Linked DNA regions of Homo sapiens: region 1 is linked to region 2. A link is an interaction called in ENCODE POLR2A ChIA-PET data of the cell type or tissue named here. Cell type or tissue: MCF 10A. All regions are shown on one strand. Each heading gives the region's core, and the rest is flanking DNA. Links, peaks and the distances in the headings are about the cores only. Region 1 holds the start of IL24 (interleukin 24). Region 2 overlaps IL19 (interleukin 19).

The links. ChIA-PET counts read pairs that join two places held together with the same protein. Peaks named below come from ENCODE experiments on the same cell type or tissue, not always from the same donor. Only the 100,000 strongest peaks of a DNase experiment are listed, where the experiment ranks them.
Region 1: POLR2A ChIA-PET joins it to region 2 with 15 read pairs; 7 of 35 experiments call an interaction of 5 or more read pairs at or near these places.

What each region holds. Positions count from the first base shown.
Region 1 is chr1:206,884,958-206,900,400 of GRCh38, reverse strand. IL24 (interleukin 24) reads right to left here and starts at 2,958. Exons shown (of 7, transcript NM_006850.3): 1 at 2,786-2,958; 2 at 2,525-2,670; 3 at 886-1,081; 4 at 44-106. The coding sequence starts at 2,568. LOC105372879 (a long non-coding RNA gene) reads left to right here and starts at 4,283. Exons shown (of 2, transcript XR_007066836.1): 1 at 4,283-4,407; 2 at 14,699-15,092. RefSeq lists an enhancer at 9,098-10,297. In MCF 10A, for the core only: no CTCF peak of the experiment used is centred there; DNase peaks (open chromatin) are centred at 1,750, 4,370, 4,900, 7,580 and 2 weaker places.
Region 2 is chr1:206,823,243-206,838,618 of GRCh38, reverse strand. IL19 (interleukin 19) reads right to left here. Exons shown (of 7, transcript NM_153758.5): 3 at 1,813-1,958; 4 at 1,596-1,661. The coding sequence starts at 1,956. Among named protein-coding and RNA genes, the nearest start is that of IL20, 35 kb to the left of the region's middle. RefSeq lists a silencer at 6,633-6,852. In MCF 10A, for the core only: no CTCF peak of the experiment used is centred there; a DNase peak (open chromatin) is centred at 3,648.

The sequences.
Region 1 (15,443 bases), core at 1-8,000, 62 kb before region 2:
TAGACCCGTCCCACAGAGGGTGGTGTCCCCGAGGTCTGATTACCGAGACGTTCTGCAGAACCTCCTGCTGCAGCAGCCGGGCACTCGTGATGTTATCCTGAGCTTGCTTGGCAAACAGAAAGAAAAGACGTCTCCAGGTTAGGGGTCAGCATAGAAACCAACTCTGCAAATATGTGCTGCTTCCCTAGACCCCTAAATCTATCTAGTCTGTGAGATCTCAAAGGCCAGAGGGACCAAAAGAGGACCCAGGAAGGACTGGGCTGAGCTGGCCCATGGGGAGGGGAGACAAGGTTGCAGCCACGAAAATGACTAAGCTTGGCCCCCCAGGAGCAAATGGAGTCCCAGGAGTTCTTCTTATTCTTAGAGCATGAACATAGATTTGATAAGGAAGCAGTTTGATGCCTCTGGTCATTTGAGATGGGAGGAAATAAGCCTATCTGCTTTAAGAACCACTATGGGCAGGATTTTGGCTCCATATTCCATGTGGTGAGGAAGCAGGATGTGAGGGAGGACAGCCTGCACCCTAGAGCTGCCTCTTGCCCTTGGAGCTTCCTCCACAGCCCAGCCACTCATTCCAGTTCTCAGATTTAGAGCCGAAGACTCTATTCGGGACGAAGCCTGGATGAATCTAGCTCTCTTCATGGTTTCCCTTGGGCACTGCTTATTTCACTCGAGGCTGCCCACATTTTTTCTGAGCCCCAATTTCCTCATGTGTAAATGGGGCTTGTGGTGCCTTCTGACCTCACAGAGTTATTATATGGGAAACTGGAAACTGATTAGCAAGCTGTGAAGGACTCCAGAATCATAAAATAGCATCCCCTCGCCCCACTGGCCCACTGCCCCCAGGAACCCCCACGACTGGGTCCAGAACAGCACTTTACTCACCATAGTGTCTTTCACAGCCCAGAAGGCTTCCCACAGTTTCTGGGGAACAACCCCCTTCACTTGGCAGGGCCCAAAGTGGAATTCTTGGCCCTGGGCCCCTGATACCTGGCTCCAGAGAAGCAGGGTAAAACCCAGGCAAGGGAGCACAACCATCTGCATTTGAGAGGCTGTCGCCAGCAAAGGAGGGCAGAAGGGTCTGCTGAAAGAAAGGGAGGCAGCCTGTGAGGCCGGCCCTCTGACCCAGAGTTACATGCCCTGGGAAAATGCTCCGAGGGTCTCCCCGGGCCAATCTCGAGCACTCTCCAATGGGCAAGTTGAGACTATTGCAAACCGGCAGCCTTGCTAAGGTGCAGTGGGGGTGAAGCAGGGGTCTTTCTGCCCCTCAAACTTAAGGCCGCTCGTCTTGCCATCTGTCCACCTGCTCTTCCCCACCTTGCCCGTCCACACCCACACGCCCTGCACCTCCTCCTTCTCCATCGCAGTTCTCTCTAGCCTACAACCTGCGAGTCAGAATTTGACCCAGAAGAGTGGAGAAATGGGAGGTTCTAATGTGCCACGTCTGGGGAGCCCAAACCCAGGAAAACAAAGAGCTGAACTAGACATGTGCTTATCCAAGTTCTGCCCTGAAGCCACTAGGCACACATAGGCTGGCAGGTCTTTTTCTCCTCCCCAGGAGACGGCTGTCCCTCACTCCTCATCACAAGGGAGCAAGGGGTTAATCCTGGTCCCAGGGAGGGGCACAGAGGGCAGGTCAGGGTCACACACAGACTATGCCACCTCCACTAACCACTCACTCTTGAGTCTAAAAATTCACTTTTTTTAGTAACCAAATGAGAGAGAGGCATCAGATTTCCAGATGAATCATCTCTAAAGCCTTCCTCTGAAGTGCCAGTTGGGAAGGACTGAGTGAAGAGCCTCCAAGCTGGGGAACCTAACGCCATTATGTATTTATTATAACTGATGCAGAGAATTTCTTTCCCCCTGCCTTCTTTGCCCTTTGTCCTTTCCCTCCCTCTCTCCCTCCCTCCCTCCTTACCTTTCTTTCTTCCTTCTTTCCTCTCTCGCTCCCTCCCTTTCTTACTTTCTCCCTTTCTTTCGTACTTCTTTACACAATCATTTAAGAACCTTTCTTACTGCAGGCACTGGTCTGACACCTAAAGAAACTGCCTCCCACCCCTACACCGGGAGGAAGACCAGAGAAGACCCGGTTCTGCTGGTACCTGGGCTAGGGAGGCGGCGACCCCTGGGTTATGGGTCACGGGGGACGGGGGCTATGCTTTAGCATCTCCCTCAATGTCTTTTCATTCTGTTCTTTCAAACTCCACAGGCTTTTTTTTTTTTTTTTTTTTTTGACAGAATTTCAGTCTGTCACCCAGGCTGGAGTGCAGTGGCATGATCTCGGCTCACTGCAACCTCTGCCTACCAGGTTCAAGTGATGCTCATGCCTCAGTCGCCCAAGTAGCTGGGATTTTTGTATCTGAAAATATCAAAAACACATGCCCAACTAATTTTTTTTTGTATTTTTAGTAGAGACAGGGTTTCACCATGTTGGCCAGGCTGGTCTCGAACTCCTGACCTTAAATGATCTGCCCACCTCAGCCTCCCAAAGTTCTGGGATTACAGGTGTGAGCCACCGCACCTGGCTAAAGTCCACAGGCTTTGCAGCCTCTGTTGAAAATTCATCTCTCAGTCTCGTGTTCCTCCTGGCCTTCCTCCCAAGCAGCCTCAATTCTTCTTGGTGTTAAATTGGCGAAAGCAGCTCCTCATCACAGTCATGTCTTGTCCCTACATCAACACTCAAAAAAATTGACTTCTGCTGTCCCCACCTTGACCCCTTTTCACAAATAAAGCAGAGGTCTAGTCCTTCAAAAAAAAGTAACCAAGAATCCCCCATGCTCACCTCTGGTCCTGTAAGTGATGCTTGAGGGCTGGCTGCCTGGAGGCAGCTGGTTCTTTTTACAGAAAAGTTAGACAGGCACCTTCACCATTCACCAATCAGAGGCATAGCTGTGGGTGGAAGGTTCCCGTCCCAGCCGTGGAAGTCATTTCAGAAGTAAAGGTTTGCAGGCAAGCAAGGCTTTGTGGAGATTTGGGCATATATATGGGGGCTGATGGGGGAGGGGTGGAGGAAAAAGAGGGAGGTGGAGAAAGGGAAATTGGTCATGCTTTCCTAGAGAATTACTTCATTGCCTAGTCACCCATCACTTTAAGGACAATACAGCGATGGGGAAAGCAGCCCCTGAGGTGAGATGAGACCTGGGTTTGAGTTCAGGCTCTACCACTGGCTGTGTGGGCAGGGGCAAGTCTCTTAGCTTCTCTGCGCTGCAGTCTCTGCATGTATAAATTTTTAAAAAATTTGTCCCACCTCCCCCCAAGGGCAAGTGTAATAAACAGAGGCAAAAACAACACAGAGGTGCTTGGTAAACTCTGTACACATGTAAATACATTATTACTGTGCAGCATACACCAGTCTCCTTCCTGTCAAAATAATTCAATAATGATGCCCTATTCATGCTGGGACAGTAGTCCACAGCGAAGAAATAACCTGTAAGTACCTCTCCTTTAATCCATCAGGGCCAGGAAGTTGAGGAGTGTTTCCTGACATGCAGCTACCCATGGTCCCTAGGGTTATAATCACTCAACCAAAATGTGCCTCTCCTTAGGTTCTGGAAACCAGGAAGAATAAGGAAATGTACGCATGGACAAGCCCAGAAAGCTGGGAGGCCTGGTGCTCTGGTGGGCTAGTCTTGGCCTGTGTGGCTCTGAACCACTCAGGGGACACAGACAGCGTGATGTGTCAAGACTGCCAGGGCAGTCAAGAGCTCTGACCCTATCTCCAGCTAGCAAGGCACTCAGCTCTAGATTCTACCATGTGCCCAGTGAGGGCATCAAGCAGAGCAGTGTTTCCCAAAGCACAGTCCTCAGACTCTAGGTTTGAGGAATTCTTGTCTTGCAAGATCCTCCATGAAACAGATGAATCCTAATGAGGTCAGTTAGAGAGCCCTGGCATGTGCTAGCCCGTCCTGGAAATGTCTGATGCTTCTTAACTCTGTTTAATCCAGCATTTCCCATAAGTATTTGCCCACATCCCTGAGGAATACATTTTGGGAATCAGGGATTGGCCAACTGTAGGTCACAAGCCAAATCCAGCCTGCCACTGCTAAGCTGAGAATGGCTTAACCTTGCGACCTAAGAGTAGTTTTTACGTTTTTTAATGATTGGGGAAAAAATCAAAAGAAAGACATTATTTTCAGGTTTCCGTATCCATAATAAATAAAGTTTTCATGGGGTCACATATGTTTGTTGACATATTGTTGCTAATTGCTTTCGTGCTACAGAGGCAGAGATGAGTAGTTGTGACTGAGACCATATGGCACACAGAGCCTAAAATAGTTCCTGTCTGGTTCTTTACAGGAAGAGTTTGCCCAACCTGGGTCCAGGCATGGGAAACGGGAGTAGGAATGTGACGTGGGGGACAGGATAACTGCCTCCAGCTCAGTGGAGATGAAAGAAAAGAGGAGAGTGAGTAGAACACACCCTTGGCAGACTCTTCCCAATCTCTCTGGCACCAACACCCCCTCCCTCCATCTCATACTCAGTGTTGTTTATTTTCTTAAGCAAACAAAATACTCCTTTGCAATCCCTGGCCAGCAGTCTGCTTGGCTATAGCTGCCACCAGCCTGAATCCTTTGTTCCTGGAGGGCCCGAGTCTTACCCTCCAGAAGTAGGCACAGCCCCACAGCGCACTCTCTTCCCCCACTCCCCCCTTCCCACCATGTGGATTTAGGGCATTACCAAGAACCCCTAACTAACTACTATGAGATAAAGATGTCAAGAGGCAGTGATGAGACAGAAAAGAAGACCAGGTGAGAGTGCTGGAGTAATAGGTGAGTGGGAGGCAGGAGACAGCTAAAGCAGGAAGCTGAGAGGGAAAATGAGCCCCCAGGGCAGCTGAAATCCTAGACTACTGTCTGCAGATAGGCGGGGAGGGCAGGCAGGTGGGATGAGCTGTTAAAGGGCAGGCTGGAACAGAGGCATGAGGTCATGGATACACCTTGGCTGGCCTCAGGGTACACCTGGGATCGTGAGTAGCTCACTCTGTCTGAGGAAGGAATCATATAACATGGATAGTTCAGGCAAACATGTGCCTGGGCCTCAGCCTCCGATGAGCTTATCATAGCATTATTACTTCAGAAGGAAGGTCAAGGAGAGAACCTAGGAACCTTGGCCCAACATCAGTTGAGAATCTAGTTATGAGTACAAGCTTTGGAGGCAGGCAGACCTGGGTTCAAAAGGTGATCGAGCCACATATGAGCCCTCTGAGGCTCACCTTCCTCACTTGTGAAATAGAGTCCTCATAAGACCATGAGGATGTGATGACCTGCAGCTTTGCTCACCAAGTGTGGCCCATGAGCCAGCAGTGATAGCATTATCTGGGACCTTGTTAGAAATGTACAATCTTGGGCTGGGTACAGTGGCTCACGTCTGTAATCCCAGCACTTTGGGAGGCCAAGGTGGGAGGATTGCTTGAGCCCAGGAGTTTGAGGTCCTCCTAGGCAACATGGCAAGACCCTGTCTGCAAAAATAAATAAAAATTAGTTCGTTGTGATGGCACATGCCTGTGGTCCCAGCTACTCGGGAAGCTGAGGCAGGAGGATCATTTGAGCCTGGGAGGTCAAGGCTGCAGTGAGCCATGATCTTGCCACTGCATTACACCCTGGGTGACAGAGCAAGACCCTGTCTCGAAAAAAATAAATAAAAGTAAAGTAGAATCTCAAGCCCTTCCCCGAAAAAATGACTGAATTAGAATATGTAGTTTAAGAACCTTCCAAGGTGATGCTTATGTTCATTAAATTTTGAGAACCATCAGCATAAAACGCATGAAAGATTTAATTCAGTGTCTTCTCCATGGTAAATGTTTAATAAACAAGAGCTCCAGATGAAGGGAGGAAGGACTGGTTTAGGGGATCTAAATAAGGTGACTTCATACTTCATACTTCATACTTCATACTTCATGCCCATCTGTACTGGGCAATGTCTGGAGATATTTTTGGTTGTCATAACTGGGAGGTGCTATTGGTATCTAGTGGAATGGGCTGGGAATGCTGCTAAACATCCTATGGGCCACAGGACAGCCCCTCATCACAAAGAACTATATGACCTAAGGTCAATAGTGCTGAGGGTAAGAAACCCTGGATTAGAAGGAAGCAGTGGCTATGGGGGAAATAGCTGGAATAGGAGCAGAGGAAGAGAAGAACATGACCTTATTGGGAAAGGAGGCAGTAGGCTGATCAGATGATCAGGGGAATGGGAAAAACAAGGTGACAAGTTGGAAGGCAGTGCCCAAAGGCCAGGTGGAAACAGTGGGGAGACCTGGCTCACTGGCCCACCTCTGGGAAAGCCCCAAGTCTCAGACTTTAAGAGGTTGAAGGAAGTGGGGCTGGCCCTTTTGTCCAGATTCATATATTTTTATCCAAACTCTCCTGGATCAGACCAAGGTCTGAGGCTCTGCTAACCTCTACGAAAGGATGGAACTTGGGGAGTTTTACAAATGTTGGGTGGAAGAAAAGTTTATCTAAAGATAAATCTTCACATACAAGACTGTTTTTTTTTCCTCCAAACTACTCCTTATTAGATTCAGAGGTTTTATTCTAATAATCTTATCCTATCTCTGTCCTGTATATCTCTCTGCAGAGCCTGAATTTCACATTTGAGAAATAAATATACTCACATTCCCCCTACAAAGTCCTCTAAACCTAAAGGGAGAGAAAGAGACTGAGCCACCATGGACCAGAGTTCCTTCTCCACTTCCACTTCTGTGTGAGGCAATAAAGAGCTCACTCTTAAACCTGAATCTCCCCTCTTTGCGATGGATGCAAAGGCCCTGCAAAACAGAAAGTAATTAGCATATTAACTAGAATTTCCTAAGAGCAAAAAGATAAGAGGAAATTATATGATCATTTTTCTTCCAGTGAATTGAGTTTAATTTTCACTCGAGAACAGATTTTTATCTTCCCATTTGGCTGGGAAATGCATGTGGTAATGGATATGGGATAACCAGGGCATTTGTTAGCTCTTTTCCCTGAGTTAACTGCAGTCATTCCAGGAGCCCATATCCCACTGGTTGATCTCCTTAGACTGGCATTCTGTCGTTCTTCCTTCTCCCTGTGTCATTCGTGTAATAAGTGATTTATTTTTATAGGCATTTCAAGGGATGAGAGTAAACACAAACATAAATTATTCTTACATCTGTACAGCCTGCTTAGAGCTATACAAAATATTTCCAAGTGATTTTTTTCATCTGACACTTACTGTGGACTTTTGAAATAAGGAGGGCAGATATTATTATCCCTCCTTTACAGACTAGAAAGCTGAGAGTCAGAAAGGTCAAGTGATTTTCTCTAAGTCACATAAATAAATGACATAACCAGGCCTAGAGTGCAGGTCTTCTGGCTTTTGGTCCAGTGTTCTTTCCCCGGTGCCATGCTTCCAAGCAGTTTCTCAATCTTTAGTACATTCATTCATTCATCGAACAAACATTTCCTAAGCACCTACTGAATGGCAGAATAGAGTGTACAAAAAATAAATTACTATGAAAACATTTATGTCAAATGTCCAGAAAAGGCAAATTTATAGACACAGAATATAGATGAATGGTTGCCCAGGGCTGAGAGTTAAGAATAGGGTGGGTGGGAGGAAAGGAGTGACTACTAAGGAATACAATGTTTCTTTGGAGAGTAACAGAATGTTTTGAAATTAGATACGGTGATGGTTGCACAACTCTGTGTCTATATTTAAAAAAAAAATTGAACTGTGCACTTTAAACAGATAACCTATGGTATGTAAATTATATATTTAAAAAGCTATTTTAAAATAAATTAAGACACAGTCCTTGTGCTTTAATGACTCAGTAGAGTGGAGATACACTTGCAAACAGATAAATGGCAACACTGTGTCATGGGTACCACTATGGTTTGAACATTCCCTCCAAAACTCATGTTGAAACTTAATCCTCAGTGTGGCAGTATTGAGAGGTGGGACCTTTAAAAGGCGAATGGGTCTTGAGGGTTCTGCCCTTACAGATTGACTCATCTATTCATGGATTCACGGGTTATCATGGGAATGGAACTGGTGGCTTTAAAACAAGAAGAAGACAAAGCTGAGCTATCATACTCAGCCCCCTTTCCATATGATGCTCTGTGCCACCTCGGGACTCTGCAGAGTCTCCACCAACAAGAGAGCCCTCACCAGATGTGGCTTCTTGACCTTGGACTTCCCAGCCTCCATAACTATAAGAAATAAATTCCTTTTCTTTATAAATTACCGAATTTCAGGTATTCTGTTATAAGAAACCAAAAGCAAACTAAGACAGGTGCTATTAGCAGAAGGATGGAGCCTGTGGCAACAGCAAGATGAGGCAGAATCTCCCTCAGTGCTGGCACAGTGCTGGAAGATGCGGGAAGGCTTTCCATTGGAAGTGACATTCGATCTGAAATTTGAAGCCTGACTAGGAATTCACCAGCAAAAATAAAGCCGGGAGAGGTGATTGATGGAGACCCTGGTAGCCTCCACATTCGGCATCCACATAGTTACTGGACAGGACCAAAGAGCAGGTGGTTCTGGAAGCCGCTAGAAGAAAGAGGACCACTGATTGTTCTTTCGTGTAATAATTCATGCAAATCAATGGGAACAAGCTATGTAAATACAACTTCAGGGCTCCCAAGGGGACCTAGGGTGCTACTGATCCCACAGGGCTGCAGACAGGAATGGGGGGGAGAGAAGAAGGGCCAGGGTCTCACTTTCTAAGCCAAGCCTCCTGTACAATTGCAGGAAAAAGAACCACAAGAGAAAGCCAGTTCTGAACTGCAACTGCCTCCCAAGAGTCAGGATCCTGGACCTCCCACGACCTGTAGAACATCAACTTTGAGTCACAAGGACATGAGTATTCAAATAAATACATGGCATGGTACATGTTGGGGAAATAGTAGCTACAGAGTCTTCTGAGTAGATCCAGGTAAAGGACTGTGGTTTATTTCCCCTGTGTCACCCTGCCCCCTGTCTCATATATCCAGGGTTGCTTTTTTTTCTGAAGGAGATTTTTTTAAAAAGGAAGAAAGAATGGAAGAAAGGAAAAAGGCTTCCGTGTGAATGAAATAACATCCCATTCTCAGGCATTAATCAGAATCAATACAGTAGACTCCCCTTATCCATGGCAGACACGTTCCAAGACCATTGATCAGTGGATCATGCCCAGTAGATGCCTAAAACTGCAAATAGTACCAAACCCCATGTATCCGATGTCTTTTCTTTTCCTATACATACATATCTGTGATGAAGTTTAAACACAAAGAGATTAACAAGAATAACAAATAGTGAAATAGAACAATTATAACAATATGCCAGCGTCACTACTCTTGTGCTGTGGGGCTGTTACTAAGTGAAATAAGGGTGACTTGAACATGAGCACTGTTGTATTGTGACAGTCGGATGCGCTGGACAAAGGGAGGACTGACGTTCCAGGCAGGACGGAGCGGGATGGCACGAGACTTTATCACGCTGCTCAGAGTAGCACGCGATTTAAACTTATGAATTGTTTATTTCCGGAATTTTCCATGTAATAAATATTTTCAAACCACTGTTGACGTCAGTAACTGAAATCACAGGAAGTGAAACCACAGATAAAGGGAGACTACTGTACTCCTAAAATAGCACCCTCCCTTTCCTCCTATCCAGGTCCACTCTCCACACCTACAAAGAGATTTTCGGATTTCTGGACAGTGTTAATCTCCCCTCTCCTGTGCTCCTAGGAGTGCTGCTAGTCCCCCTTTGATGGCACCCAGGCGATCCTTCCCTGCACCCTGGTTGTGTCTCCTTCACCAGGCTGTGAACTCCCTGGGCACTAGAACTGAGTATTATCCATGTCAGAATTCCCCTCAGAAGCTGGCACAGGACAGGAGCTTAGTAAGCATTTGTTGAAATAGTGAATTTTATTTGACTGGTGTGACATAACCCTCTCCCTTTCTTGGCAGCTTTTAAAACCCTTGGAATCTCACCAATGATAGTGTCTTTTTTATGCTAACGCGTGACTGACAGCTGGGGGTTCCTGGATAGCCTAGGGATGGGAGCTGTTTGCCAGGGAATCAACCATGAGATAAGAGGGTTGGAGCTTTCAGCCCTACTCACTCCACCCCACCCCACCCCATCCCACCTCCAGGAAGAGGAGGGAGAGTGAAGGCTGAGTCAATGATCAATGCCTCATGATTTAATCAGTCATGCCTCTGTAATGAAACCTCCACAAAAACCCTAAAGGAAGAGGTTTGGAGAGCTTCTGGGTTGGTGAACACATGCAGGTACTGGGAGGGGGGTGCCCCAGAGAGTGCAAGGAGGCTCTGTGCCCCTTTCCACATACCTTGCCCAATGCATCTCTTCCATCTAGCTGTTCGTGAGTTGTATCCTTTCATAATAAATGGTAATCTGATAAGTAAATTATTTTCCTGGTTTCTGTGAGCCATTTTAGCGTATGATCAAACCAGAAGACGGTGTCATGGGAACCTCCGATTTATGGCTGTTCGGTCAGAAGCACAGGTGATAACTGGGACTTGTCATTGCTGTCTGAAATGGGAGCAGTCTTGTGAGATTGAACCCTTAACCCGTGGGATCTGATGCTATCCCCTGGTAAATAGTGTCGGACTTTAATTGAGTTGTAGCCATCCATTTGGTGTCCACCGAGAATGAAGAATTGGTTAGTGTGAGAAAAAATCTCACACATTTGGTGGTGGAAAGTACTGGTGTGAGTCTAGTCGTATAATTACTACTATGTAATTAGACTGGTTCACAAATCTAATTATGTACAAGGTCAAATTGTCTCCCAGGCTATTTGCCCAAAGATCTTTGCCAAATATTTCTCATTTTTGCTCAGGCAATGGCCACAGGCTGAGATGTGGCCTGCATCCAATGGCATTATTAAATACTGATCTGCTTTGCACGTGTTCCCAGCGTAAGAGTAAAAACCCAAAAAGTGATGCTATGACCACCTGTCTGGACATAGAAAGCCAGGGAAACAGAATCTGCGATTAGGCCAGCACAGGAGAGAGTTCTGGATCTGTGGATGAGGATATCATAGTCTTATCCTTAGAGCAGCCATATCCTGCTACCTTGAACAAGCCACTTACTTTCTCTGTGCCACGTGCCTCATTCTGTCCAAGAAGGAAAATGATCCCTATCCCGTCTATCTTATAGACTCTCTTCCAGTTTCATTCCCCTTTAAAATCCCTGTCCCTCATCTAGGAGATTCTTCTAAATGCACAAGTCTGATCATATTATTCCTCAGCCACCAAATCATTTTTGGTTTCTGATAAGGAAAGTTCCTCCCTCCTCTCCCCACAACCCATTGCTCTTTTGTTCTACTTTTGCAAACCAGTATGCTGGGTGGGTGGGAGGGGTTTATAGAATGTATATGTTCATGAAATTAATGTTCATTAAATGTTCATGAATCAATTTTTAATTTCAAAACCAGGTAAATGAAATGTATTTAAGGAGGAGGATAATTCAATTGCTTTTTCCTTTTGTGTGATCTTTAATTGGTTATTTCTATGGGTAAAAGTCCATGTAATAGAATGCTATTCCACCACTCAAAATAATTTATATTTACATTCTTAAAAAAACTTTTATAAAATTTTAGATTTAAAAAAATCAGGTTACAGATGACATATGCAGTAGGATCCCACTTTTGTAAAAGATAAAATGGGCAAAAGTGTTGAAAATGAGCTAGAAATATAAATGCTGAGATGTTAACAAGATTATCTTTGAGTGGTGAGATCATGGGAGTTTTCCTTCTCTATAGCTTAACTGTAGTCTCCAAGTTATACAAAATGCAAGGCTTTTAGAAAAGTTGTTGTAAATTTAAATAAATCTTTAGTTTCACTATTGCCCACTGAAAATTGTTGAAATTCCCCTACCTGGCACTGCACATTCTCTGAGACCCAATCCATTCACCTTCCCAGCTTTCTCTCTTCTACACTTCCACACACCATGGTACCAGCAAAACTGAGCGTTTCATCTTCACCTCGTGCCTCTATGCCTCTGTTAGGCTGGATCTGAAATGTTCTTGCCACCAGCCAAACACTAGCCACCCTTTATTGCTTCAACATAGAAACATGGCATATGTTGCTGACTGTCAAAAGCAGATTACATGTATATGTATGTATACATATACATATATGCATATACAAGCATGTGTGTGTACATATGTGTAATACACACACACACCTTTTTAAGAATGCTTATTTTGAAGGAATAAGATTACAGGCTTGGCAGGCTTTTATTTTCATCTTTAAGCTATTTTGTATTTGCAAAACAAAGAATAAAAGAATTCTACAAACACCAATTTAGAAAGAGAGGTTGAGACTTACATTAAAAATTTTTTAGCAGTACTTCAAGGCCAATTCCTTGAAGCCATTCCCAAAAGCTGCAAGGAATTTCTGTCACCTCTAAACAATGTAGCAATTTGAACTTCTTTGGTGGCACTTAGTCTTCTCTCTCTTTCTCTCCTGGGCTAAGATCATGGGACCGCAAAGGAACAGATCTTATGTTCTTCTCTTTTGCTCACACTGCTCAGCACAGTGTAGCAGCTTGTTAAATAAACAAACAAATCGTGAGTAAGATACTTGCTGTCAGAAGTGTTCAGGATGACTTGAAATCTGCATTTGGCAGGTTAATATCACCGCAAGAATAAAGACTTTTAAACCTGAAGGTATTCAAGGCTGGATATCCACTTAAAGGTATGATAGACATTACAGTTGTTCGCTCACATTTATAGTCTTCCACTTCTTGGAACACAGGAAAATTGCACTTCACTGTTCCATTGAAGTTAGACGTGGCCATGTGGCTGTTTAGACCAGTGAAATATAAGTGAAAGAAACACATGTCATGCTTGAAGGAAGCATTTAAGAGCCAGCACACAATCGTCCACACTCTCTCATCCCCTGCCATGTTGAGATGGCAGCATTATTACAGGATGATAGCATTTCCTGCAGCCTGTCCCTGAGTACCCATGATGAGGAGAGTCCCCATGCTAACATCTATTCCATATATAAAATAAGTGAGAAATAACTTTTGTTGTAATATGCTGCTGAGAGACATTAAGGAGTTGTTTGCTTCTACAGCATAACTTAGGCTAACCTGACTAATGCAGAAGGGATGTTAGAAGGGAGAAGGATTCTAAACACTTTAAAAGTGTTTAGAATGAATTTAGACTTTGCTAGGAACAAATGAATTTAGACTGCTATAGATAAAGCTCCAGAAAGCTCAATGAATTTAGACTCTGCTATAGGTAAACTTTGATTCTATATGCTAGTTAGTCAACTCATTATAAGTCACAGAGATTCTCAAATTCCTTCTTTAATGGAAAGCATTGCTTTCTCCTTGAACATGGAGTTAATGATGCATTCAACTGGGTGAGGTCAGGTTATAGCATGATGCTGACCACTTTGGGATTTAGCAATGGGCTGCTCAGTTCACTTAGGGGTCACATAATGAGAAGAAAGCTCTGTAAGGGATGATGGATGGAAGACTGAAAGCTGACCTGCAGAAAAGGGCTTTTCGCTCCTGGTAGGGGTGATGTAGAGCAGCAGTCTGCAACCTTTTTGGCTCCAAGGACCAGTTTCATGGAAGACAATTTTTCCACAAACAGGAGTTGGGGGATTAGGTTTCAGGATGATTCAAGCACATTACATTTATTGTGCACTTTATTTTTATTATTATTACTACATTGTCATATACAGTGAAATAATTATACAACTCACCATAATATAGAATCACTAGAAGTCCTGAGCTTGTTTTTCTGCAACTAGACAGCCTCATCTGGGGGTGATGGGAGGCAGTGACAGATCACCAGGCATTAGATTCTCATAAGGAGCATGCAACCTAGATCCCTCGCATGCACAGTTCACAATAGGATTTGTGCTCCTATGAGAAGCTAATGCTGCCACTGATATGATAGAAGGCAGAGCACAGGTGGGAATGCAAGGGATGGGGAGTGGCTGTAAATACAGATGAAGCTCCGCTCACTCACCCACCACTCACCTTTTGTGCAGCCTGGTTTCTTTCTTTCTTTGTTTCTTCCTTCCTTCCTTCCTTTCTTTCTCTCTCTCTTTTTTTTTTTTTTTAATTGTAGGAATCTCACTCCGTTGCCCAGGCTGGAGTGCAGTGGCGCAATCTCAGCTCACTGCAAGCTCTGCCTCCCAGGTTCAGGCCATTCTCCTGCTTCAGCCTCCCGAGTAGCTGGGACTACAGTCACCCGCCACCATGCCCGGCTAACTTTTTTGTGTTTTTAGTAGAGACGGGGTTTCACCATGGTAGCCAGGATGGTCTCGATCTCCTGACCTCGTGATCCACCCGCCTCAGCCTCCCAAAGTGCTGGGATTGCAGGCATGAGCCACTGCACCCGGCCACAGCCTGGTTTCTAACAGGCCACAGATGGATACTGGTCTGTGGGCCAGGAGTTGGGGACTCCTAATGTAGAGAATCTTCTACTTGCAGAAGCCTAAGATGCCAGTAAAAAGTTTAGGATGAGCCAACAGCCACACAGACACACACACACACTCATACACACAAAGACTTACAGCACACACACTTACTACATGGATTTTAAAACTGGCAAAGAAAGGCAGGCTAAGGCCTGGCAGGTCCGAGCTTGCCCCAGAATAAGAGCAACTAGAGTTTGTGTCCCTGAAAAAGCTCATATATGGTACTTGAAATGAAAATGACGTGAATTCTTACACTGAAATCTTATCTTTTGGCTTCTTATCTCCAGCCTTTGCCCACCGCTAAATAATCAGATCCAGGGAAGCATCAAAAGTCAAAGAAAGGATGAAGAGAAGTTGCTTCCAGCAACAGTGGGTGGGGCTTTCCATTTAAATTCTGCCTTCAACTTCCAAAAAATATCCTCTTGGGAAACTTATTACTCATGAAAATGAAGAGAAGGTGTTTTCCTCCATGGAGCAATCTCTGCCTTGAAAAGTCTCCATCCCTCTTCCTAGCCCAGAGAGATGATCCCACAAGGAAGTGGATTTTGTTGCTTAATCCTAGTTAACTGAATTCTGTTTTCCCACAATAAAATAATAAAAGTAATTTGGAATAGCATAACCTGAATGTTCATATTTCCACAGCCTGTGATTAAAAATTAGAAATAAAAAATCTTGAAATTCTGTCGTTCCATCTGCTCATATAAACATAGCAGGCTCTTGGGGAGTCTGTCCCTAGAGTGTTTTGAGAATTCTCAAAGGGATGTTTCTTCCAAGCCCATGAGGCAGTCTGTGCTTTCAGGGCTGGCTGAGCTAGCTATTGCAAGCTCCATGTGTGACCCCACTGGTGGTGAGAAGAGGGTTCTCCTCAGCAGCTTCTCAGTGCTAAATTGCTCCTGCCAAAAAATTTTGCAAGGTCACATTCACCCCAATAGGGAGATTGAGTCCAAAGTGTTGCAGAGTTCAGTGAAGCAGCTTTCTCAATGTACACTCTGAGACCTGCTTGGCCCCAGGATGCCCACATACCTCCACAGT
Region 2 (15,376 bases), core at 1-8,000:
TAACTCTGCCACTAACTAGTCATGCTCCCTCCCAAGGTCTCACTGTCCTCATTTGAAAATGATGGTTTTGGAATAGATGGTCTTTTGGGTCCCTTCTAGCTGTCATATCTTCTGTGTCTATAATACAGTTGGCTAGAATATTATTTAGTAAGTGGCTACATCTCTTCACCACAAATAAATCACTGCTTAGAAGAATTATGAAGAGGTGTGTGTGTGTGTCTCTCACGTATGCAGAGAAACCTGAGAAAAAAGTAACTCAATACAAATATACCTTACACTCTGTCATACAAAATCCCTCCCAAAACTGGATCTGTCTAGAATACTTCCCAGGACTGGAGGAGCTCTCTTTTAAAGGCATCTCTCATGGGCCTTTTTGTAAAATGAATGATCACCTGGTAAGCCAGCTATTTTGTAACATACTTTCATCACCTCCTGTCTAGATGATTGGGCAGATCTTGTCACTGGCTTTCCTGCCTCACGTTGTCCATTGTAAGAACAGCACCAGATTGTCTTTCTAAAACAATTTATGATCATATAACTTTGGGCTCAAAAATCTCATTGACTCTCTATTGCTGCTATTATTTTCTTTTATTCTTTTATACCCCCATGGGGCCTTCCAAAATTACCCCTAAGCCACAGAAATCCTAATCCCCTCTGAGCACTGGGAGCTCCCAATCACTCTCTAGGAAGCGGCACTTCTTTAATTCCTCCCAGGGATTCCAAGTCCTTGGGACACTAGCATGCCCTAACACACATTCTTTTATTCTTTTTGGGTGTCTCAATCTGGCACCCAGGCTGGAGTGCATTGACACAATCATGGCTCACTGCAGCTTTGACCTCCCAGGCTCAAGCAATCCTCCCATCTCAGCCGCCCAAGTAGCTGGGAATAGAGTTGCATGCCACTATGCCCTGATAATTGTTTTGTTTTGTTTTGTAGAGACGAGGTCATGCTATGTTGCTCTGGCTGGTCTCAAGCCCCGATCTCAAGCAATCCTACCAGCCTCAGCCTCCCAAAATGCTGAAATTACAGGCATAAGCCACTGCACCCAGCCTATTGTCTGTATTATAAGCCTGAGGCTCAGCCTGGCTCCAGGGACCTTTATAAAATGACTCCAGGGTATTTTTTCACTTCATCTCCCACCACTCACTTATATGTCCTTTGGGTCACAAACCTGGTCACCTCTATGTCCGACCTTCACTGATCTTACACCCATTATCTTATCCTGCCCAAATTCCTTCCTCCCTCTTATTCACTGATCTACAACCTCCTCGGGTTAAGTCACCGTTTGTTTTCTTAGCTACCTCCATGGGACCTTCCAAAATTACCCCCAAGCCACAGAAATCCTGTCCCCTCTGAGCACCTGGCACCCCCAATCACTCTCTAGGAAGCAGCACTTCTTTAATTCCTCCCAGGGGTTACATATCCCTGGGACACTAGCGTGCCCTAACACATCATCTGACAAAGAAGCCTGGTGCATTTAGAGTACATTGGAGATTAGGAAAGAGAAGGGGACAAGGTAGGGATTTCTTTCTCAGCCCAGAGCCATTTAGACATGAAGATAAAAATACTGGAAAAAGCAGACACAGGCCAATACCTTAATGATCTGCAGAGTCTCCAATGTGGACAGGATAGTGACATTTGGGAAGGTGTCCTTAGCTTGCTGTGGAGGGAAACATAAGAACAGACATAAGCAATCGGTATCCTATGTTCTTCTGAGATGCAAAAGGCAATGAGAAGGAACTCATTTTCAAGCTAAGATGTAAGGGGAGGGATACTCCGTCATCCACACCTTTACACCAACCCATACTCACGATGGCTCTTTTGATTTCTTGGAAACTCTCTTCTATATGGTGCATGTCTGTGGAAATCAGACATCTCCTGAGACCGTGGTTGTCTACTGAGCACAATATCAGTATTGTACCCAGGAGCCAAAGGGAAACACACTGTAACTTCATGCCTGCAGAAAGGAGAGGAAGTCAGCTGTCCAGCCAAGAGTGGAGGGCAATGAAAAAGAAGACCCCTGATTGACGCTCCTTTCCAGCCTCGAAGGCAAGCCGGGAGGAATACAAGAAAACAACACTAAACACTTCAGCCTTGAGGAGTTACAGGGGTATGTATCTCCTCTGGTTTTCTTGAGTCAACTGGATATGAGTTCTTCCCCACCCTCACCCCATGCCCCCACCTCCACCCCAGAAAACACGATACACCACTCTCTTAAGTCCCAGGAAGCATACTTGTATGCATATCACTCTCCTATGACTCAACACAGCCTACTTTGTCAACAGGGGTGAAAAGCATTGTTTTTAATAAATTAAATAGGAAAAGCAGGGTTGGTAAGATGCCCTAGGAATTCGGCAACAGATGTGAAAAACCATAAAAACACACTTGGTTTTTGATGTTTGCCCCTGAAATAAGTAACACCCTTTTATTATAAACCTCAAGAGTGTATCTGCTTAAAATCATTTGTTTGAAGCCAGCTGTGGAGATTTCACCTTCTGGAGAGATGGGAAAGGGAGGCACAAGGCATCTTCAAGAACTAATTAGCCACAATAAGGAGCTAGGGGAAGAAGCCAAAGGTAGAGGGCAGCTTGGCAACTTCCCGTCGGTCACCTGCTGAGCCAAAGGGTATGAGGGGCATGTTTGCAGCTAGCTGCTTCATAGCCAGGGCCAGACCCTGAGAGGTTTGCCACCGCTTCTCATTCTCTTACCCTTCTTGCCTCTGTCTTTCTTGCTGCCTCTTCATTTAACCACTTTGTATTGTGCCACATAATGCGCACAGAGAAAAGTGCGTAAAATATAATGGTACAGCTTATGGGGTTATCTCTGTTTTCACCCACATTTCACAAGCTTATAAATAGAGCTTAGCCTTAACGCATGTCTTATGACAACACATGTGACGAGAGCAGCCCTCTGCTATGCACTTTGCATGGTGCCCACTGAGATCTCCCATTTACAGCTGTGTGTGCCAAGGTAAGTGTATCGTGTGTGGCCGTGGAGGAGAGGAGGGCATAAGACACAGGGAGCCAGCTGCGAGGACTGTAGAGCTATAGTTAAAGCTGCTGTAACTCACACGTGTGAGTGTGAACCCCAGCTGCCCCCACTCCCCATGCCTTCCTCAGGATTCCCAGCTCCTCTGGAAAGCCAGAAACAGCAAATCCTGTTTAGAAACCATTTTTGCCTGTCTCTCCTTAACTGGGCATCATTCCCAGGGAATAGACAGGTGTATGTCAAGACCTTACCACGTGGCAGGCATTAAGCCAAAGAGCTCCTTTCCTCTTTTATCAACCTCTCTTTCTGGCTAAACAAGGATGGGCCCCATTGCCAGGGAAGTTTGTAGAGAGTCCCCCAGAGCTCTGTCTCCTCAGAACGCTACTGGGGTGCTTCTAGAAAGCCAAGAAAGAGAGTGCAGTTTTTCTTCTGACAAGGTAACTCTCAGAAGCAGGCAGATATTGCCTGCTCATCCCATGCCAGGAGACTTGCGCATTTTGTGGAGGAGAAAGATGTCTCCCTTAGCTTGGTGAGGCAATTCCAGACATCTTGGCTAATTCAGATATTAGTAGTAAGTAACATTTATCCTGCGTGCCATGTGCATTGGGCACTGTCCCAAGAATTTTACGTAATTTTCTCATTTAATGCTCACAACCACCCTATGAAGTAGGCTCTGTTTCTGTTCCCATTTTACCAAAAAAATGAAGTAACCTGCCCAAGCCAGGGTTTGAGAGAAGGCGGGCCAGTCCCTGAGCTGGCTGTCTTTACTGCTACTCCACCCCACTTACAACATTGTTTCCCTCTGACATCATAGCCTGGGATCCCAGTAGCTCCCCTGACACCAGACAGACAGGAACCCATTTCTGAACCAGTGATGCTCCTTACATTTAAAAAGATATTTCACATTGCAAAGGATTAAACAATGATAACACATTATAAAGTGCCCAACACAGTTCTTGGAACAAAAAAGCAATAGTAAAGACATTAAATCCTTGACCTTTCCTTCCTTCACTCCTTCTTTCCCACTCTCTATCTCTTCTCGTTGAAAATAAGATACTAGAAAATTCACCTTTTCTATAGAGTACCCCTTCCCATTCTACCAAATGCCCAGCATCTGGAACATCATAGCCATACACAATGGTAACAGGTCACCTCCCTGCGGCAGTGAAGGAGGAGGGCTAGGATGGCGGTGCATAGGAGCCCCTGATGACGGACAGCGTGAGCCTCACCTCTCACTTGGTGCTTGCGGGCTGCTCCTTGTGTCTCCTCTCAGTGCTCTCTGCCATTTGGAAAGGGCTGGTCATTTTTATTCAGGTGGATAAGAGGAAATGCTGTCAAGGTTTGCTGGGTGGATCCACCTTGGGGAGATTGTTTTTTCCCCTTGTTTTCTTAGTATTGTATTTCCTTAATTGTTTTCTTTCTTCTTTAAGATATAGCTGATTAATCATTATTATGAAATGCCTCTTTCTTCTGGGTCTTGACATGCAGCTTCTAGGAAAAATAAACTCCCCATCTCCATGCAAATGAGAATTTTTTGCAATTCTATGTCCATGCAGAAAAATCCAACTTAGGTCACTTTCCTGAGAGCTGTGGCACGTTACCAAGTGTACCCTGCAGGCCAACTCACAAAAGCACTCTCAATCAGCCACACCCTGCAGCAGCCAGCCCATGAGGCTCTGCAGGTGCCTCTGGCTGCAGCACGATCCAGTTCTCCAATGCCTTAGGCAGCTATGAGTGTCTGCCATGTGCCAGGTGCTAGCTAACTGCTTTACCTGCATCATTTTGTTGAACTTCATGAGGAACACTTTTTCCCCTCATAAAGCAAGGATTTCTTTGCACATCATCTATTTCCCCTTCATCTTGTCCCCTGGAGGGTTCTCTCATTCTTGATTAATGCAGAGAGAGAGAAAATGAGACTGGAAAGAAGAGAGGTTTAAGATCAGCCAGTGGCAGAGCCAGGACCTGAAATCCTTATTCTTGGGCTAGAAGACTCTCTAACTAAATTACCTTTTTACATAAACTCTTTACCAAGAAGTTCTCTAGGGATCAGGTTTGGGGCAATGAAAAGATAGGGTATAAACAGTTTCTTCCCATTAAATAAAATTTCCAGGGGGTAATTGGTTTGGACTGAGTTACTGCACTAGGCCAATAGGCCAAACCTAAATGGAGTCGCTCATGCTGAATGAAGTTCCACACCACCAAGCTGAAACTAAACTGTTTATCTAACCTTCTGAGAAATCAGGAGAGAGAAAGATAATAGCCAAATCCTGAAACAAGCCAGTTTTAGCCAGCGTATAAGGAAGTCTCCTCTGCTCTAACCTTTACAAGGAAAGTAACTTTTAAATGACCAGTTTGCTTTTTGTTCTCTGTTTCTGCTTCCTCTAGCAGTTGTCTGCCCACAAAACCACTCTCCTCTGTCAGCTCATGGGACCACTCATTCTATTTTTATAAAATAGGATGTTGCCTGATTCTAGAATTGCAAATAAAAGCCAATTAAGATCTTTAAACTAAATGTGTTGTAATTTTGTCTTTTGACATCCCCAAACACAGACTCCCAGAATAAATGGAGCTTATTTTTAACCAAATGAAGTGACCTTGGGATGAGGTGCAATTATGAGACCCCACTGGGCTGGTACAAACCCTGTTCCTGCAGCCAGATTTGGGAGACAGAGAGGGCCACAGGGCACCGGCAGAGAAGGAAAAGGGACAGGAAAGATCAGGGCCTTTTACGGGACAGGTGCAAGGGAAAGAAACCCCAGGGACTTGATGTCTTGTGGTCCAGCATCTTGGACATAATAAAATGGTAAGTGTTGAGGGAAGTGGTAGACTATAGTGGTTCACAACGTAGTTCTGGATTTAAACCCTGGTTCACTCTCTTCTCTTCTTCCTTATCTCCCTTCTCTTCTTGGTAGCATGCCACAGCTCTCAGGAAAGTGACCTAACTTGGATTTTTCTGTATGAACATAGAATTGCAAAAAAAATCTCATTTGCATGGAGATGGGGAGTTTATCATTTTTCCTAGAAGCTGCATGTCAAGACCCAGAAGAAAGAGGCATTTCATAATAATGATTAATCAGCTATATCTTAAAGAAGAAAGAAAACAATTAAGGAAATAAGACGAGGGTATGGCCAGGCAGGTACCCTCTCTGCCTTGCTCAGAAAGGTTACCATGCCTATTGCCTTCTATGGGAATGAGGTTCCATGGAGTTGAGCAATATGTGGCCCTATTGCAGAGTCTGGATGAAATGCATTAGGTCTATAGACACTGGAAAAGCTACTTAAAGCCTTTCTGAAGCTCCATAAAATAGGTAAAATAAAACTGTGAGGATTTGAATGAGCTAAAGGACCTGTGTCATAGTAAGTACTCCTTAATAAATATTATGTATTTCTATCCTGTGTGCCAGGCACCTGGAAAAGGAGAAGACACCTTTGTTAGGAGCTAATGGACATCTTTCTGCTCCTTTGGAGAGGGTGCAAAGAGCTACTCTTGACCTCGGGAATCTCCCCTACTCCCACCCTTGTTTCCCCCAGAGGGGTGGGATGGAGGGAGGTGGGTGCTGTTTTCCCAGCAGGGCCTGAGCTGCCTGGCTCGGAGTCCCTCTGCACATGTGAGAATAGCAGCTCAGAGCCCAGCTGCACATGTAAGGGGATTTGCAACACTGTCCATGCTGAGTCTCACCCCACATTCACCCCTTGTGCTCAGGCTATATGTTCTGACCTAGCTTTCATTTCAGGGCAGATATGTCATATCAGGAAGCTTGCAGGGGAAGGGAAATAAGTGATGTGTTTATAGCTCCTCTTCCAGCATGTGGTGTACCATAATCGCTGGTACTGGAAGCTGGGTTGACTGGCTCTGCTTTCTATGGCTGTCAGACTGAAGGCAAGCCACTTAATCTCAGTGCCTGTTTACTCATCTGTAAAATGGTACACATCATGCCTACTGCACGTTCACCATGTAGGCGCAGCATGAAGATGAAGTGATTACACATAATTCCTCAGCACAGTACCTGGCGCATAATAAGCAACTTGAAAATGACATTTATTATCAATTTTATAATTCCCTTTAGAGCTCCTAAATCAGGAAGAAGGGGGAACAATAAGAAATAAGTTCTCTTCATCTTAAGCCTTGCTGCCTGACCCCTAATATCAAAAATAAGAATATAGATTGAGATAGAATGGCATCTTTCCCAGGATTGCAATTCAATTATGAATCTGGTCTCCAGACACAAGGTTGCATCTGCCTTAGAATTAGGACTTCTGGGACCAATGGACCCACCATTGAGATATCAGAGCTCAATTTTCCACTTGTTGAGTAGGGAAGCAGAAAGAATGTGAGGGAAGATTGGCGAGCCAGAATGGAGAATGCTTTGAGTTTGACATGTTCTGGACACAACTCTCTCATGTCTTCCAATTCCTTATCCCCGCCTAACATGCACTCCAACCTCATGAATTTTTCATAATGATGCCAGGGCAATTTCCTTCCCTTAAAAGAGTGGATCCTGGCCATTCCTAAGTACTGAGTCTTGAGCGCATACAAAAATTGCATAATTCCAGAGGGTACCATGCCTATTGCCTTCTGTGGGAATGAGGCTCCATGGACTTGAGCAATGTGTGGCCCATTGCAGGATTTAGATGAAATGTATTAGATCTATATGAGTAATTTTGGTTAGATTTGAGAAAGAACCTATCATTATGAGGACTATAAAACACGAAGAAGTATGACTGAGAACGAATTTGTAAAAAAAGAAACGTAGGCCAGGAGCGGTGGCTCACGCCTGTAATCCCAGCACTTTGGGAGGCCAAGGCGGGCGGATCACGAGGTCAGGAGATCGAGACCATCCTAGCCAATGTGGTGAAACCCCGTCTCTACTAAAAATACAAAAAATTAGCCTGGCGTGGTGGCAGTACCTGTAATTCCAGCTACTCGGCAGGCAGAGGCGGGAGAATGGCATGAACCCGGGAGGCAGAGCTTGCAGTGAGCCGAGACCGCACCACTGCACTCCAGCCTGGGCAACAGAGCAAGACTCCATCTCAAATATATATATATATATAAAACTGATAATGATGGATGGGTATTTTATTTGGGAAGCTAATAGGGATTTTAAAACAGAATACATAAATGTTTAAATGTCTTGGTAAATATATCTAGATCATAATGATATGTGTGAACTTCTGTATAGCTTTGAAAATAAAACAAAAAAAAAGGTGAGAAAAAGAACTGGGAAATTTAAACCTAAAGAAGTTTCTCCTTTGTTTTGTTTTTGTTTTTTTATCTTTTCTCTCTCTTTTATTCCTCATTTTCAGTGGGGTTGGCTCTCCTTTATTGTGATATTTGGAAATGAGAGTCAGAAAATATAACAGAGATAACTCAGTTCAATGTTCACATTACAGTGATGAAGAAATAGAGAAGTGAACCAGCCCTCCATGGCACCGCAAGGAAGTGGCACAACTGCTCTCAAACCTCTATCTCCTTACCTCTGGCTCAGCGCCCTTTCTAACCCCATGCTGCCCTTTCACTCTAGGATTAGGTAGAGTGGAAAGGAACCTAGACTTGTGAGGAACCTCAAGCCCATTCAGCAGAGGAGGTGACATAACTCTCCCAAGCCATGCTGTTCTGACTTGTCATTACCCAGGAAGCTGAGGACTTAAGGAAATCCAAACTGGCCACACCTGTGCTCCTGGGGAGGGAAGCACAAATCCACATTGGGCACCTATGCCACTTCAGCCTGTACTTCCTTCTCCTCCTCCTTTTTTGCCCACAGGGATCTTGGTCAAAGTCTGTTCAAAGCCTCAGACCCTGGGTGACACATCTTATGTCAATGGGCTCTGTGGTTCAAATGTTATGAAAGAGCCCCAGTGGTGATGGGATGGAGGGATAGTAATGGAAAGAGCCCAACTGATGCCTCCCCATTCCTCTCCTGAACAATCCACTCTTCCCTAGGTAGGTGGACTTTTTAAAATGCAAACCCAGTCTTGGAACTCTCCAGTCTAAAACTCCCAGCATAACGCCCTGGGGCCTCCCAGTAGCAGGAAATCTGCTCCCCACAGCATCCAGACCCATCACAGCCTGGACTTCGCCTACATTTTCCGCCTCATCTCTCTTGCAGATCTCCCACACCTCACAGGCTCATCTCACCTAGAAAGCCCCGCTGCCTCACCTACCTTGTAAACACCAACCTAACGTTCAAAACCTAGCTCCAGTGTGACTTCCTTTGTGAAACTTCTCCCCTCTTCCTTTCCTCTCCCCACTCCCCTCCTCCTCCCCACTTCAACCCTGGTTGAGTTGACCACTACTTTCCTTTTTTATATTCCCGCTGGATACAAGATGCATATTTAACTTTGAATTTCAATGAAAACATCTCAGTGTTTATCTACCTGAAATTCCAAGTTAACTGGGTGTCTTGTATTTGTATTTGCTAAATCTGGCCATGCATAGCTCATACAATTGGGTGGGGAGAGTCCTTTTAAGAAATTGAATTCAGGCTGGGCACAGTGGCTCACACCTGTAATCTCTGCACTTTGGGAAGCCGAGGTGGGAGGATCCCTTGAGGCCAAGAGTTTGAGACCAGTGTAGGCAACAAAGCGAGACCACATCTCTGAAAAAAAAAAAAAAAAAAAGCTGCATGTGTTGGCACATGCCTGCCTGTAGTCCTCATGCACACCTGTAGTCAGGAAGTTGAGGAGGCAGGACAATTGCTTGAGGTCAGGAGTTGAAGACTGCAGTCTGCTATAATTTCACCATTGCACTCCAGCCTGGGCAACAGAGTGAGACCCTGTCTGCGGGAAAATAAATTGAATTCAAAAATAGAAATACAAAATTAGAGACAAAAGTAAACGTTTATTTAGAAAGAGAAATTACAACAAATTACAAATCATAAAAGCTAACAAATACCACAAACACCACAAAATCCAGAAAAAAAAATCTTTATTCTTTAACTCCTGACAACTTTTTGTTTCCTTCTTCTATGTCAATACTTTTTTTTACTGTGCCTCTGGGAGAACCAGAGAATGGTATTGGGTTCAAATGTTTACGTACCTTTCACTCCAATTTCTAACATTTCTCATGGTCACATACTCAAGATGTTGCCAGAAAAGAGGATCCCAATCTAGACCCCAAGAGTGGGTTCTTAGATCTCACACAGGAAAGAATTGGAGCACAGACAAAGAAGCAAATTTATTGGAAACTACTCCATTAGAGAGTAGGGCATGCCCAGAAAGCAGGAGGAGGAACCCCTGTCCTTTAGGAACATCTCTGCTTATAAGAAACTATAAGGAGCTATGATTAAACTTGGAATGTGCAGATGTGCTCACTAAAGGTAGGGGCTGTTGGTGCTCTAGTGACCATTAATCCTTCAACTTGAGTCTGCTCATTGACGTTATCTCTGAGTAAAGTGGGCTGTACTTGGGACATCTGGACATTCTGCAGGCTTGGTGGGAGATGTCCTATATAGCCATCAATCTTCTGTAATTATAAGTGGTGGTGAGCTTAGAAATGTGTCACTCCAGTCATGTTTTATTAAACCAGAGGCCTGGTAAGCAGGAGTTCCTCTAACAAAATTCATAGACTAAAAGAGTAGACTCACACTAATAACTAACAAGTACTGAGCACATTTGCCACCCCAGGGTCTGTGTGAAGCATCCATATGCATTGTCTGTTTTCATCTTCACACCTATTCCATGAGGTCAATACTATTTTTGTGTCCATCATTTTGGATAAGGAAGATGAGACTTGGAGCTACCAAGTACTTCACCCAAAGACACCCAGGTGGGGTGTGGTACAGCTGCGTGCAGTCATAGGCAGCCCACTCCAGGGCTTCATTACACCAGACATGAAAGAGCATCTGGCCCACCCTTCTCATTTACAGATGAGGGAACAGCTGAGGCCCAGAGAGAAGCATTTTGTTCTTTTTGTTTTTTTTGTTTTGTTTTGTTTTGTTTTTTGAGACGGAGTCTCGCTGTCACCCAGGCTGGAGTGCAGTGGCACGATCTCGGCTCACTGCAGGCTCCGCCCCCCGGGGTTCATGCCATTCTCCTGCCTCAGCCTCCCGAGTAGCTGGGACTACAGGCGCCCACCACCTCGCCTGGCTAATTTTTTGTATTTTTAGTAGAGACGGGGTTTCACTGTGTTAGCCAGGATGGTCTCGATCTCCTGACCTCGTGATCCGCCCTCCTCGACCTCCCAAAGTGCTGGGATTACAGGCGTGAGCCACCGTGCCCGGCCGAGAGAAGCGTTTTGAATTTGAAAATTGAATTCAAAAATAGATGGACAAAATTAGAGACAAAAGTAAATACTTATTTAGAAAGAAATTACAACAAATTACAAATTCATAAAAGCTAACAAATAACACAAACACCATAAAATCCAGAAAAAAATAATATTTCTATTCATTAACTCCTGACAACTTTTTGTTTCCTTCTCCTATGTCAATACTTTTTTTTACTGTTATTTTCTATAAAGAGAATAAAAAAATATTCAGTCTGTCCTTTGCTATGGTTGTTTCCATCAGCTTACCCCAATGGAAGGTTAAGATTTAATTCTTTCATAACACTCCATACAAACCTGTTATTTCTTTCCCCCATCCCACCAACATAAGCGTATCACAACGGCACTTCTTTCTAGGCAATGTGTCACCCACATTGTATCACAACTTTCTGTTTCCTTCGTCAGACAACTGAGTAGTGGTGGAGCTGGGACCGGAGGCCACATCCCTGAACTCTCAGTCCAGTGCTCTTTCCATTCACAGAATCTTTGTCCTCTCTTCTCACTTCAAACTTCCTCCCTATAGAAACAGGCATCTCTTCCCTCCAAGCAAAGGAACAGCAGAACGGCAAATGGCATAGAGGATGGCTTGAGAGTGTCCTTCCCAACTGGCAAGTCCAGGCGTGTCAGGAGGAACTCTAATTCTGTGGAAATCGGATGTGGTTTTTTCCTCTTATTGTTAAAATAAATCATGTCAGTTGAAAAGAGCTTCTCCCATGGGTACTGGGAGCCAGGGAGTTCCTGGGGAGGGCTTCACCCCAGAGCCCTGGGAGGAGGAGAGGGTGGACTGGAGGCTGCTGGCCTGCTGCAGAGTTACAGAAAGCAGGTGGCAGAGTGAGAGCTGACTCATCTGAAATACTAAAGCGGTAAGGGCAGGCCAGGGACGAGGACTGCATCTTGCATCCACATTGTTTCCTGGAAGAAACCCCACCCAGCTGCCCTCTCCCCTACTACCATCCCAGCTCCTCAAATCCTGTCCTTTCAGAAAGCCAGCGGTGTAGTTCAGACTTCCTTTCCTAGAGGATTTTCTGCCCTGGGTTGTCTAAATCTCCACCATGTCCTGGGGACAAAGCCATTCAATATGGCAGACCAAATAGAAGCCAGCTGTCAGCATCTACTTAGAAGTTAGCTAGGATTTGCAGCTTAGGGCTAAAATTCAAAGCAAGGTACAATTCCTCTAGGAATCCCTCTCTCAGTGCCCTCACCGCATTATCTTCCCCTTGGTCTCCCCTCAGCCCTTGAGGACTTATTTTGAACTCTGTTCACTTTTACTTTAGATTGTTTGGGCCACTCTGAAATCTCTCTCCTATCAGACTTGAAGGTGGAGGAGGGCTGAGACCGTGTGTCCCAAGCAGAGGGTGTATAACAGTTAGTGGCCAGATGGCCCCATTTTTAAGTTGGTCTCTCAGTTTGAAGGTCAAGCTCTGGTTTGAATATAGACTCCACAAGGGCAGGGATCTTGTCTGTGTTGTTCATCACTTTATCCTCAAAATGTAGCACATACTGGGTCCTCCAAGTTTGTTGACTGAATGAAGGAATGACAGGGAATGAGACCTTCCAAAGGCAGGGACAATCGTGCAGTTCTTTGGTGTTTCCGCACATCCACCTGCACGGGGTTTTGGCGAGTTCCACATGAACAGCCTGCCTGCTAAGCTGGGTTCCTGGTGGGGAGGAGCCCCTGGATCTATGCTGTAGAAACATTATTCTTCTGTGCCCCTTCAGTGAAGCCCTTCCAGAGAAAAATCAGAAAGGTCAGGCCCAAAGAGTCTACATGCTTCTCTCCCAGTATCCAACATAACTAGATTCAGAAGGGGTTGGAGACAGGCAATCCTGGCTACTGAAGAGTTGAATTACAGTCTTTTTTCGTCTAGGGTTTGCACCTAAGTTGAAGATTAAACAAAATGTGGTATCAGAAGGAAAAATTTTGATCTTGACATCTTATAGATATTGAAGAGTTATTAAGCCAGGAGAAAGAAAAATTCAAGTTGGCCAGCTGCATCAAAGGCAATTCAATCATTTTGACTCACAGCCTTGAAGCACAGTAACAATTAAGCACATTTTAAGTGCCAGAGTAACTTGCCATCACTAAAGCTTTTCTTGTAGTATGATCAATGTTTAAATACAGAAAGAGTTACTTATGCACCAACTACAGGTCCAAGATTTCTGATTCATTTGAGAAGTTGATTCAATATATGGAATCCCTCTCCCCACAAAAATGTACACATATGCAAACTTTCCTTCTGATGTCTTTCTGAGAACCCCTCAAGAGTCCATGAACCCTAAATTAGTAACATTAAAAGATTTGGATTCAGGGGGCCTGGCGCAGTGGCTCATGCCTATAATCCCAGCACTTTGGGAGGCCGAGGTGGACAGATTGCCTGAGGTCAGGAGTTCGAGAACAGCCTGGCCAACACAGTGAAACCCCATCTCTACTAAAAATACAGAAAATTAGCAGGGTGTGGTGATGGGCGCCTGTAATCCCAGGAGGCTAAGGCAGGATAATCGCTTGAACCCAGGAGGCAGAGGTTGCAGTGAGCCGAGATCGTGCCATTGCACTCCAGCCTGGGCAACAAGAACAAAACTCCATCTCAAAAAAAAGATTTTTTTCTTTTAGACTCAGGTATAACTTTCACACTTGCTGGCTCTATAACTTCAGACAAATGAATTAATCTCTCTGTGCCTCAGTTTCCTCATCCGGAGAAATGGGGGTGATAATTCCTCCCCTACTCTTACTAGCTCTGTGATCTTGGGAAAACCAGGTCAGTCTATCTTCCCTTAGCCCCAGTTTTCTCATCTATAACATGTGGCAAATGAGGAACAGACAGTATAACATACAGGAAGCTCCTACAAGAAGGAGGAAATGCCATACATGTTTTTGAATCGGCAGATGCAAGAAACATAAACTTAACTCACTGAAGAGAGTCTATGTTTTCCTCTATTCCACCAATACTCTTCTCATTCACAAACAGCATCTGTCCATCACTTTATGATCTCCAGGGCATTTTTCACATATAGCATTACTTCACACTCGGAATTCCATGTCAACAGGGAAGATCTTCCATATCAATAGGGAAGATGTCCTCCTTTCTTTAGATGGGAAGGCTAAGGCTCAATGATTGAAGGATCATGCAGCCAGCTAGAGCTAGAACTCAGCCTACCTAGGCTTCTTAACTCCGTCCGAGCCTCCTCCCTGCCTTCCCCCTGGGGCAACAGCTAGGGTTGCCCTCCATCCAGGGGACCCAAGCCTCTGGAGAGAAATAATCCGCTGATATCAAGTAACAGTGCTTGAGTGAGCAGCAGGAGCAGCAGTTTTGCCCCTCAAAACACTCAGGACCATTTCTTGGCAAAAGATTCAAGGTTGAGAACATTCTTTCCCTCTGAAGACACGGCGATCCTGCTAAAACTGAAACTTGCCCAAGTCACATCCTTCTTAAGACGGAGGGAAGCAGGGCCTCCACCCCCATGGCTTTGAGCTTTGAGAATTCCCTTGGCAGGAACATCCTGTGAAACCTCCAACAGGCCTTGGAAGGCTGAGAAGCCTTCCCATCACACACTGTTTATTCCCTGCATTTCTTACCCATTCTTATCCTTCAGTGATGGCTCCTCACCTCCAGACAACGGAGAGTGTTATGTTTGTTTAATAACATTTTCTTTTCTCAGCCATTAGAAAAGTAATCCTTGCTTTGGTATGGAAAAATTATAGAGAACACAAAAATAAAATAGATAATGGAATAAAAAACTAGAAGGAAAGAAAAATGGTCATCCACAGTTATTCTATCCAGGAATAATCTTGGTGTCTTGGTGTCTTTTTTTTTTTTTAGACGGAGTCTCGCTGTCACCAGGTTAGAGTGCAGTGGCATGATCTCGGCTCACTGCAATCTCCACCTCCCGGGTTCACACCTTTCTCCTGCCTCAGCAACCCGAGTAGCTGGGACTGCAGGCGCACGCCACCACGCCCAGCTAATTTTTTTTGTATTTTTAGTAGAGAAGGGGTTTCACCATGTTTGCCAGGATGGTCTCAATCTCCTGACCTCGTGATCCGCCCACCTCAGCCTCCCAAAGTGCTGGGATTACAGGAGTGAGCCACCACACCCAGCCATCTTGGTGTCTTTTCTAACTTGGATCAC